Linked DNA regions of Homo sapiens: region 2 is linked to region 1. Evidence: read pairs that join two places in POLR2A ChIA-PET (ENCODE). Cell type or tissue: CD4-positive, alpha-beta T cell. All regions are shown on one strand. Links, peaks and the distances in the headings refer to the core of each region. The heading gives the core; the rest is flanking DNA.

Region 1 (5,371 bases), core at 372-5,371:
GAGTGCAATGTCGAGATCTTGGCTCACCACAACCTCTGCCTCCCGGGTTTAAGCGATTCTCCTGCCTCAGCCTCCCAAGTAGCTGGGTAGCTGGGATTACAGGCATGCGCCACCATGCTCGGCTAATTTTGTATTTTTTTTTAGTAGAGACGAAGTTTCACCATGTTGTTCAGGCTGGTCTCGAACTTCTGACCTGAGGTGATCCGCCCGCCTCGGCCTCCCAAAATGCTGAGATTACAAGCATGAGCCAGCGCACCCAGCCAAGACTGCATCTTTAAAAAAAAAAAAAAAAAAAGACTGGGCACGGTGGCTCACACCTGCAATCCCAGCACTTTGGGAGGCTGAGGCAGGGGGATCACTTGAGGTCAGGAGTTTGAGACCAGCCTGGACCACATGGTGAAACCCTGTCTCTACTAAAATACAAAAAAAGGCTGGGCGCAGTGGCTCACGCCTGTAATCCCAGCACTTTGGGAGGCCAAGGCGGGCAGATCACGAGGTCAGGAGTTTGAGACCAGCCTGACCAACATGGTGAAACCCAGTCTCTACTAAAAATACAAAAATTAGCCATGGTGGCGCACGCCTGTAATCTCAGCTACTCAGGAGGCTGAGGCAGGAGAATCGCTTGAACCTGGGAGGTGGAGGTTGCAGTGAGCCGAGATCACGCCACTTCACTCCAGCCTGGGAGACAGAGTGAGACTCCATCTCAAATAAATAAATAAAAATAAAAAATACAAAAAAAAATTAGTCTGGCATTGTGGTGCACACCTGTATCCCAGCTACTCAGGGGCCTGAGGCAGGAGAATCGCATGAACAGGGGAGGCAGAGGTTGCAGTGAGCTAAAGTCGCACCACTGCACTCCAGCCTGGGCAACAGAGTGAGACTCCATCTCAAAAAAAAAAAAAAAAAGAACTTGCACTCAAGGAAGACAGGAGCCATGGCAGGGTTTGACCTAGGCGCTCAGAGGGTCCGCCGTCTTGCTCATGGTTGGGAGTGGACAGAAGTGTCAGGGTGAGGGTGAGCACAGACAGACCAGCTGTCCAGGCAAGAAATGGCAGCAGCCACAGGTGGGTCTCCCTCTGCTGTCTCCATTTCTTCCCATCTGCTATGGTCCTGCTTGTGAATTCTCTCCTGCTTCCTCTTTCTCCTGCCTCTCAGTTTCTGCTCTTTCTCCTAGGTTTCACTTCCCCACACCCAGTGATTGTCCTGGGAGGAAGGACAGTATGAGTGCTGCGGTTCCTTTGCCTGTGGGCATGAGAGCTGTTGGCAGCACTGGGTCTGGGTGCCAGGGACCTGGGGCCCTCCCAGCTCAGCATAGGGGTAGAAATGTGGTTACTCCTCTGGCCTCAGGTCCCAAAGCACACAGGGCTGAGGGAGGAGTGGGGAGGCAGGAGTTCACTATGCAAGGACATGCCAACAAATGGATAGGTATAGAGATGCTGAGGTCTGGCCCCAAGAGGCAGAGTCACAAGCTAGGACACAGTGACTCGGCTGTAATCGCTGCAGCCCTATGAGGATGTGGTGCGTGTACACATGCAGACACACTCACACGGCGGGAAACACGGACGGTGCCCCACACTACACAAATATTCACCTCTCAGAGCCGCCGTGGACACACAGAGATTCCTGCAGGGCCCGTAACACATGGGCTGTGTCATTTGGCAGCAGCTGCAGCCCACATATACACAGATACAAATAGAGAAAGTGTCAGCCCATCACGTAAACACCACCCAGCCTCGGAGCCTCACTGGGACACAACACGAGCAGAGACTTCAATAGGGACCTGGCACAACACAGTCATATACAAATATATTCCACAGGGTCATGGTCGCAACCACCGCACACCAGACACTGATTCAAACAGTGTCATGCACGCACACGCATCACGGCATCAGAGCCCGGACAGGAAATGGATCCCTCAACAGCCACCTCCTCCTCCATGGGTTCACAGTCACAAACAGGTCCAGGGTGCATGTCCACAGTCGGACCTGTCACAGTCCCACCAGACACACCCCACACAGAGGTCTGACACGTCACAACCTCACAGACAGCAGGTCGGTCTTACCCACTCAGTCTGACATCCCACACCCTCCGCCACACACGCACAATTCCAGCCTGGGGAGTCCCACAGGGCCCCACAGATTGCAGCGACCCCGTCACGTCACGCCCAGACACACTGTCACACCCAGGGTCCCAGACGGAGCAGACACACCCCCAGGGTGGCAGACGCGGCCCTCACATGCCCAGCCCCAGCTCGTGCCTCGGCCTGAGGACAAGTGCTGGCTGCACATTCGCGGTGTGGTCGGCCTGCCCAACACGCCCTCATGACACACCCCGCCCACCTGCCCAGGGCTGCCGGCTGAGCTGGCACAGCCCCACAGGGCGGGGAGGGGAAACTGTGGGCTCAGCACCTTCCTCTGGCCGCGTGCGCACTGCCCCTGCCCTGCCACCCTGGCACCCAGGCCCGATGGGTGGCTCAGCCCCGTCGGGACAAGTCTGCCCCCGCCTGTGGCCGACCGCAGGGGCAGGGCAGGGGGTTTGGGGCTCCCCGCTTCCTCCCCCTGCCCCGCCCCTGCCTCTGCAGGCGGCCCGGGGCCACAGAGGGAAGTCGTGGGGGGAGCCTGGGTTCCGGCTGGAGCCCCAGCTTCCTGTCCAGCCCCCGTGGGGCAGGAAGCTGCTGGGGGAGGCCAGCTCAGGCCTTCCTGCCCCCTCCCCCGCCCCCAAGACGGGCCTGGGACCCGGGTCAGCAAGGGGGAGTGGGGAGATTGGTGGGTGAGAGAAAGCCCCTTCCCCCTTAGTCTCTGGACATGCAGAGTATTTGAGGTTCCAGTGTGGATTCGGATTTGTGTGTTCAGGAACTTATTGTGTGCGTGATTCCAAGCTTTGTGGCGTGAGCTGCGTCTGGCATGGGTGTTCTGGGGGCCTGTGTGCTGTTTGGTATGGATGGTCTTGTCTATGTGTGTCCCCAGCACGTGTTAGCTCCGTGTGTTTGTGGCTGCGCTGCATTTCTGGGGTGTGCGTCTGCATTTTGTATTTCTGCTGGGCAAGCTGTTGTATTTTCTGTGGGTTTTATGCTCTGGCACTGTTTGATTCTGCAAGTCGGCCATGTATCTGGGGCATATTGTGTGTCTGATATTTTTCTCAACATCTTCACTGTTCTTCTGAGTGTAAATTTGTGCATTTTTAAGTGTAAGTTTGACTTGAAATGTGGTGTTTTCTGCATATGTTAATCATCTGTGGGAATGGTGTTTCTCCAGGAGAGGGGAGTGAGTGTGTGTGTATATGTGTAAGACGGGGTCTTGCTCTGTCGCCTGGGCTGGAGTGCAATGGCGCGATCTTGTCTCACTGCAAGCTCCGCCTCCCAGGCTCAAGCGATTCTCCTGCCTCAGCCTCCCGAGTAGATGGGATTACAGGCACCCACCACCACACCCGTCTAATTTTTGTATTTTTAGTAGAGATGGGATTTCACCATGTTGGCCAGGCTGGTCTCGAACTCCTGACCTTGTAATCCACCCACCTTGGTCTCCCAAAGTGCTGAGACACAGGCATGAGCCACCGCGCCCGGCCGTGTGTGTTTCTTACATATGAGGCAGATGAGTTGAGTTGTTTCTGGGTTGCACTGTGATCAGTGCATGTGTCGCTGGTATTCTGAGCATGTTTGTCTACGTGGTGTGCATCCAGCATGCTTCCTGTGGTTCTCAGTGTTTGTCTGTGTGAGGGAGGGCTGTACTTCGGGGCTGTGTGTCCATCTCAGGGACTGGTGTTCCCAGCCTGTGGGTGCTGTGAGCAGGTGCTAAGGTGGTGTCTGCATGCTGTGTTCCCACATGTAGGCTGGTGACTGCAGTGTGTGGAGTTGTGTGGGTCTGTTTTGCATCATCGTTGAGGGGATTTCGCGTTCTCAGCAGGGGTGGATGTGTGTTTGTGAGCAGCTGCGAGTGTGGGTCCACATTGTGTGCTGGTGTTTTCAGGGGAGGGGGACAGGGTGCGTCCATGGAGCCGCCTGCATCATGAGCGGCCAGTGCCTGTTGGCCTCCATACCCAGCGCAGGCTGTGTCTGCGGCGCGTCCCCTTGCCGGCTGGTGCCACGCTGGCTCGGAGCTGGCTGTGGCAGCAGGCAAGGCAGGGCAGGGCAGGGGCTGTGGTGGGCACTGGACCCACGCCCAGCCTCGGTATAAATATCCCAGGCTGCCGGCGGCTGTGTTTGCTGTGTTTACTCGGCCTCAGCCCCGGCCGGGGGCGGCAGCAGCCCAGCAGGTCCTGGGGGCGGGGGTGACCAGGCCACAGCACAGACATTTCCTTCTGGCCAGACAGGCCCCGCAACCTTGCTGCCCCCTCCTGCGCCCTTTCTGGGTGGGCGAGAGGCGATGACCCCTCATTCTGGGTTTCCAGTGGCCGCCAGTGAGGCTCCAACCTGGATATCCCAGCCGGGCTTCCCAGAGTGTGGGAGACAGAGGAGATGGGGGGCACGGGGGGCGGGCCAAGACACACAGCAGCGAGAGGGAAAGGGCAAAGTGAGGAGAGGACAGAGCCCCCCAGAGGGAGACTCCAGCAGAGAAAGGGATGGGGAAACGAGGTGACAGGAGCTGAGAACAGAGATGGAGAATGGCTGGGGACACGGAGTGGAAAAGGTGGGGAGGAGAGGGAGGGAGGGAGGGAGGGAGAGGCATGGGAAAAACAAGGGAGGAGAGAGAGGGGAGACGGAAAGTCACGGGGAGACACCGACAGCCAGAGGTGTGGAGACAGAACGAGAAGACAGAGCAGTGGCGGTGAGGGAGGAAGGCAGAGGGCTGGAAAGAAACGCACAGAAGCAGGGAGAAGGGACGGGGGACAGAGGGACAGAGTGACTGGAGCTGGAGGGGGAAGAGTGCAGGGAGGCAGCTTGCTTTGGCAGGACGCATGGAGGTGTCAGACGTGGGGGGCGGGGTGGCGGCCAGGCCAGCGAGCCAGGCCAGGGCCAGGACGGACAGGAGACACGGGGGTGGGGGCCGGATGCCCACCTAGGGGTTGTCTCCCAGCGGGGCCCGCCCTCCCTGACTCAGCCTTTCCACCTACCCCGACCCCGGGAGAACTGGGAGGGGGATGGGAGGCACCCGCCCTGGGGCCCACCACCCCCAGGTCTCAGAGGCAGTGACCAGGGGGTGTGTCTCCCGTCATCCCTACCCCACTCTGTCTCCACCTCTCTTCCTGTCTCCCCATCTAATCCCTGTCCCTGGGACTGGCTCCACCTCTGTCTGTCAGCTAGATGCTCACGTCTTGACCATCTGACTAACCCTAATTCTGACTCAATTTCTGTGTCTCTCATCGCTTTTTAAAAACCTACACAACAAATTTACGTATAGCAAAGTATATTGTAAACAAATTTAATGACCAAATG
Region 2 (5,371 bases), core at 202-5,201, 180 kb after region 1:
GGAGGTGGAGGTTGCAGTGAGCCAAGATTATGCAATACAGTGAGACCCTGTCTTTCCAAAAAAAAAAAAAAAAAAAAGACTCTCATCTAAGATTCCAGAGGCATCAAGACAGTCAAAGGCAAGGGCTCTAGAACCAGAGAGCTGGGCTTTGATCCTGGCTCTGAACTCCTATCAGAAAAGTGACCTTGATTAAGTTATGTGATTTCTTCATGCCTCAGTTTCCCCAGTGGTAAAATGGGATAATTTTAGAGATATGTGGTGAAAACATTTATAGGTGAATTTATGCGAGGTCTGGGCTTTGCTTCAAAATAATCCCAATTTTTGGGGAGTTGGGGAAGGAGGTTGTTGGGAGCACAGATGAAACAAGATTGGCCATGAGTTGATCATTGTTGAAGCTGGGTGATGGATATACTTTTCTTTGTTTTGTTTTGAGACTGAGCCTCACTGTATCACCCAGGCTGGAGTGCAGTGGCGCGTTCTCGGTTCACTGCAACCTCTGACTCCCGGGGTCAAGCGATTCTCATGCCTCAGCCTCTCGAGTAGCTGGGATTACAGGCACGTGCCACTGCACCCAAATTATTTGTGTATTTTTAGTAGAGACGGAGTTTCATCATGTTGGCCAGGCTGGTCTCGAAATCCTGACCTCAAGTGATCTGCCTACTTTGGTCTCCCAAAGTGCTAGGATTATAGGTGTGAGCCACTGCGCCCGGCTGCATGTAGTCTTATATCTACTCTTGTGTATGTTTGATATCATCCACAAATAAAACAGTTTTTTCAAATAAAAGTAAAAAGTGAAGGACATGAATAGACGATTCTCAAAAGAAGATATACAAATGGCCAGCAAACCTATGAAAAAAATGCTCACCATCACAAATTATCAGGGAAATGCAAATGAAAAACACAATGAGATACCACTTTACTCCTGCAAGAATGATCATAATTAAAAAATCAAAACATATAGATGTTGGCCATGGATGTGGTGAAAAGGGAACTTTTACACGGCTGGCGGGAATGTAAACTAGTACAATCACTATGGAAAACACTGTGGAGATTCCTTAAAGAACTAAAAGTAGAACTATCATTTGATCTAGCAATCCCACTACTGGGTATCCACCCAAAGGAAAATAAGTCTTTGTATGAAAAAGACAGTTGCATGCACAGGTTTATAGCAGCACAATTTGCAGTTGCAAAAATATGGAACAAACCTAAATGCCCATTAACCCTCGAGTGGATAAAGAAAATGTAGTGCAGGCGCAGTGGCTCATTCAAGCCTGTAATCCCAGCACTTAGCGAGGCTGAGGTGGGTGGATCATGAGGTCAAGAGATCCAGACCATCCTGGCCAACATGGTGAAACCCTGTCTCTACTAAAAATACAAAAATTAGCTGGGTGTGGTGGCGCGTGCCTGTAGGCTGAGGGAGGAGAATCACTTGAACCTGGGAGGTGGAGGTTGCAGTGAGCTGAGATGGCGCCACTGCACTCCAGCCTGGTGACAGAGTAAGACTCCGTCTAAAAAAAAAAAAAAAGTAGTAGGTATTCACCAAGGAATACTACTCAGCCATAAAAAGGAACAAAGTAATGACATTTGCAGCAACCTGGATGGAGTTGGAGACCATTATGCTAAGTGAAGTAACTCAGAAATGGAAAACCAAATATCCTATGTTCTCACTTATAAGTGGGAGCTAAGCTATGAGGATGTAAAGGCATAAGAATGATATAGAGGACTTCGGGGACTCAGAGGGGAAGGGTGGGAGGGGGGTGAGGGATAAAAGACTACACATTGGGTATAGTGTAAACTGCTCGGGTGACGGGTGCACCAAAATCTCAGAAATCGCCACTAAAGAAATTATCCATGTAACCAAAAACCAAGTGTTTCCCCAAAAAATATTGAAATGAAAAAGAAAAAAAGGGTGAAAAGTGGAAGGGGTGCCGATTATAACTTACCTGCTTTAGCGGGTTGTTAAGGGGAGGGATTAAATAAATTAATTTAAATTAAATGGGCCGGGCGTGGTGGCTCATACCTGTAATCCCAGCACTTTGGGAGGCCAAGGCAGGTAGATCACGGGGTCAGGAGTTCAAGACCAGCCTGGCCAACATGGTGAAAATGCAAAAAATTAGTAATTTGTATTTTGTAAAAATACAAAAAATTAGCCTGGCGTGGTGGCAGGCGCCTGTAATCCCAGCTACTCGGGAGGCTGAGGCAGGAGAATCGCTTGAACCCGGGAGGCAGAGGTTGCAGTGAGCCAAGATTGTGCCACTGCACTCCAGCCTGGAAGACAGAGTGGGACTCCATCTCAAAAAAGAAAAAAAAAAAAAAAAAGCTAAATCTAAGTAAAGCACTTAGAACAATGGCTGGCCCATAGTAAATGCCGTGTTAGTGTGTTAGTTGCTGTTCTTCCACGTCAGAAGAGGCACAGACAAATTACCACCAGGTGGCGCTCAGAGTCTGCGGAGGCATCACAACAGCCCTGAATTTGAATCCTGCTCTGCCACTGCCTAGTTGAGACCTTTTACTACCTGACTAGCTGAGACATTTACGACATTTACTGGCTCTAGGACTCATTTTATTCATTTCATTACTTTTTTTTTCTTTGAGACGGAATCTCGCTCTGTTGCCCAGGCTGGAGTGCAGTGGCACAATCTCGAGTCACCTCAACCTCTGCCTCCAGGGTCCAAGCAGTTCTCCTGCCTCAGCCTCCCAGGTAACTGGGATTACAGGCGCCTGCCACCACGCCCGTATTTTTAGTAGAGATGGGGTTTCACCATGTCGGCCAGGCTGGTCTTGAGCTCCTGACCTGTGATCCACCTACCTTGGCCTCCCAAAGTGCTGGGATTACAAGCGTGAACCACCATGCCGGGGAGAAAGCTGGTTTTCTTGAGAGGTGATGAAGACTTGAGGCTACGTCAATCATACCTGAGTTAGAATTCCAGTTCCAGCACCTACAATCTATATTTCCTTTGATATATATAAATGACTTCACCAGTCTGCCCTTCAGTTTCCTCCTTTATAAAATGAGTATTTTAACAAAACCTATCTCTGTATAACATACAGCAATCATGATGGATACACCATGAGGATTCAATGTGATACTGTAGAAAATCCTTTAACGCAAGGCTTGGCACAAAAAGACACTCCTATCAACCTTAAAATGTTAAGACTAATATTAAACTAACACTTGAGGGCTTGTTACGTGTCAGGGACATAACACCATGAATTCTCATAGCAACACCATGAGACAGATAATACTGTCATGATTCCCCTGTTATGGAAGAGGGAACTGAGGCTCAAGGAGATGTTACTTGTGGAAAGTCACACATTTGGGATTTAAAATAAGGTAGCCTGTCTCCAGGACCCATCTTACTCACCATTATGCTAGACTGGACTCCCTCACCCTCGTAACCCATGTTGTGTGCCCAAAATTCAAGTTTCTTCTGGGTCCGAGGTCTTTGAACAGCCAGAGGTCTTCCATCCCTTCCATCTTCTGTACTGGAGTGGATGACTCAAGAAGTAGAAAACCAGCCAGGTGCAGTGGCTCACGCCTGTAATCCCAGCACTTTGGGAGGCCGAGGTGTGTGGATCATCTGAGGTCAGGAGTTCAAGACCAGCCTGGCCAACATGGCGAAACCCCATTTCTATGAAAAATGCAAAAATTAGCTGGGCGTGGTGGTGTGCACCTGTAATCCCAGCTACTCGGGAGGCTGAGGCAGGAGAATTACTTGTATTGGGGAGGTGGACATTGCAGTGAGCTGAGATCATGCCACTGCACTCCAGCCTGGGTGACAGAGTGAGATTCCATCTCAAAAAAAAAAAAAAAAGAAAGAAAAAGAAAGAAAAGGAAAGAAAAGAAAAAAGGGGGCCAGACTTGGTGGCTCATGCCTGTAATCCCAGCAATTTGGGAGGCCGAGGCAGGAGGATCACCTGAGGTCAGGAGTTTGAGACCAGCCTGACCAACATGGAGAAACCCCATCTCTACTAAAAATACAACCTAGCCGGGTGTGGTGGTGCATGCCTGTAATCCCAGCTACTCCGGAGGCTGAGACGAGAATTGCTTGAACCTGGGAGGTGGAGGTTGCAGTGAGCTGAGATTGTGCCATTGCACTCCAGCCTGGGCAACAAGAGTGAAATTGCATCTCAAAAAAAAAAAAAAAAAAAAAAAAAAAGAAAAGAAAAAAGGGGGGAAAAGCTGTACAAAACCTTCTGCTCTTTGACCATGAAGATCATGATAATACTGTAGGGTAGTGATGCTCTGCTGAGAACATGCCTCAGAATTGCCTGCAGGCCTTGTTAAAACACAGGTTTTGGGTTTCTGATTCAGTAGGTCTGGGGTGGGGTTTAAGAATTTGAGTTTTTAGCAAGTTTCAGATAGCTGGGTGTGTGGTGCATGCCTATAGTCCTGGCTACTTGGGAGGCTAAGGCAGTAGGATTGCTTGGGTGCAGGAGGTTGAGGCTGGAGTGAGCTGATATCGCATAACTGCATTCCAGCCTGGGTGACAGAGCAAGACCCTGTCTGTCTAAAAAAAAAAAAAAAAAAAGTTCCAAGGTGATGCTGATGCTGCAGGTCTGGAGGCTGCACTTTGAGAACCACTGAACTATAGCAGAGCAACGAGTTTGAAGGAATCTGGGTCCATGATTGACCACAAGGAGGGGAACCACCTTGCAGTGCTGGACTAACTGTCTACTTCAAGAGGGACACAAAAGAAAGAAAGAAACTTGTATTTTATTTGAATGATTGCATTTTGGGATCTGTTGGTTACAACAACCTGGTCTTTACCTTAATTAATATGGACATTTTTCAGGCTGTTTTCCTGTAGATGTCCTGATAGATATCCTTGTTCCCATGAGCCATTGGTAACTTAGCCAACATCTGTCAGCAGATCCAGTTCTGTGGATTCCCCTCAAGGTCCAGAGATTCCCTCTGTCCCTCCCTCCCTCCCTCCCTCCCTTCCTTCCTTCCTTCTTTCCTTCCTTTTCCTTTCTTTCTTTTTTCTTTGACAGGGTCTCGCTCTGTCAATCAGGCTGGAGTGCAGTGGTGCAATCACAGCTCACTACAGCTTCGAACTCCTGGGCTCAAGCGATCCTCCTGCCTTAGTCTCCTGAGTAGCCGGGGCTACAGGCTCATGCTACCACCCCTAGCTAATTTTCTTATTTTTTGTAGAGACGTGGTCTCGCTATGTCACCCAGGCTGGGATTACAGGCATTAGCCACCGTGTCTGGTTTCAGAGTGATTTTTCTACAGCACAGATTTGATTGTGACTTCCCCTACTTTAAATCTCCTGTGGTTCCAAAGGCCCTAGGAAAAAGTCAAAACTCCTTGGTGGGACATTCAGAGATATTTCTAAGAATCCAAAGGACCTCTCATGGTCCATGTCCC

What was found. ChIA-PET counts read pairs that join two places held together with the same protein. Peaks named below come from ENCODE experiments on the same cell type or tissue, not always from the same donor. Only the 100,000 strongest peaks of a DNase experiment are listed, where the experiment ranks them.
Region 2: POLR2A ChIA-PET joins it to region 1 with 11 read pairs; 4 of 35 experiments call an interaction of 5 or more read pairs at or near these places.

Annotation. Positions count from the first base shown.
Region 1 is chr19:41,324,844-41,330,214 of GRCh38, reverse strand. It overlaps CCDC97 (coiled-coil domain containing 97), which reads right to left. Exons shown (of 5, transcript NM_052848.3): 5 at 5,342-5,371. Among named protein-coding and RNA genes, the nearest start is that of CCDC97, 17 kb to the right of the region's middle. RefSeq lists enhancers at 2,052-2,573, 3,516-3,655, 3,984-4,753, 4,754-5,371 and silencers at 2,297-2,816, 3,356-3,405, 5,015-5,114. In CD4-positive, alpha-beta T cell, for the core only: no CTCF peak of the experiment used is centred there; DNase peaks (open chromatin) are centred at 1,234, 2,284, 2,934, 3,824 and 1 weaker place; H3K4me3 peaks cover 1,433 bases; H3K27ac peaks cover 2,149 bases.
Region 2 is chr19:41,141,664-41,147,034 of GRCh38, reverse strand. All of the region lies in intron 2 of LOC124904790, which reads left to right. Among named protein-coding and RNA genes, the nearest start is that of CYP2F1, 30 kb to the right of the region's middle. In CD4-positive, alpha-beta T cell, for the core only: a CTCF peak has its summit at 2,439 (motif pointing right); a DNase peak (open chromatin) is centred at 2,424.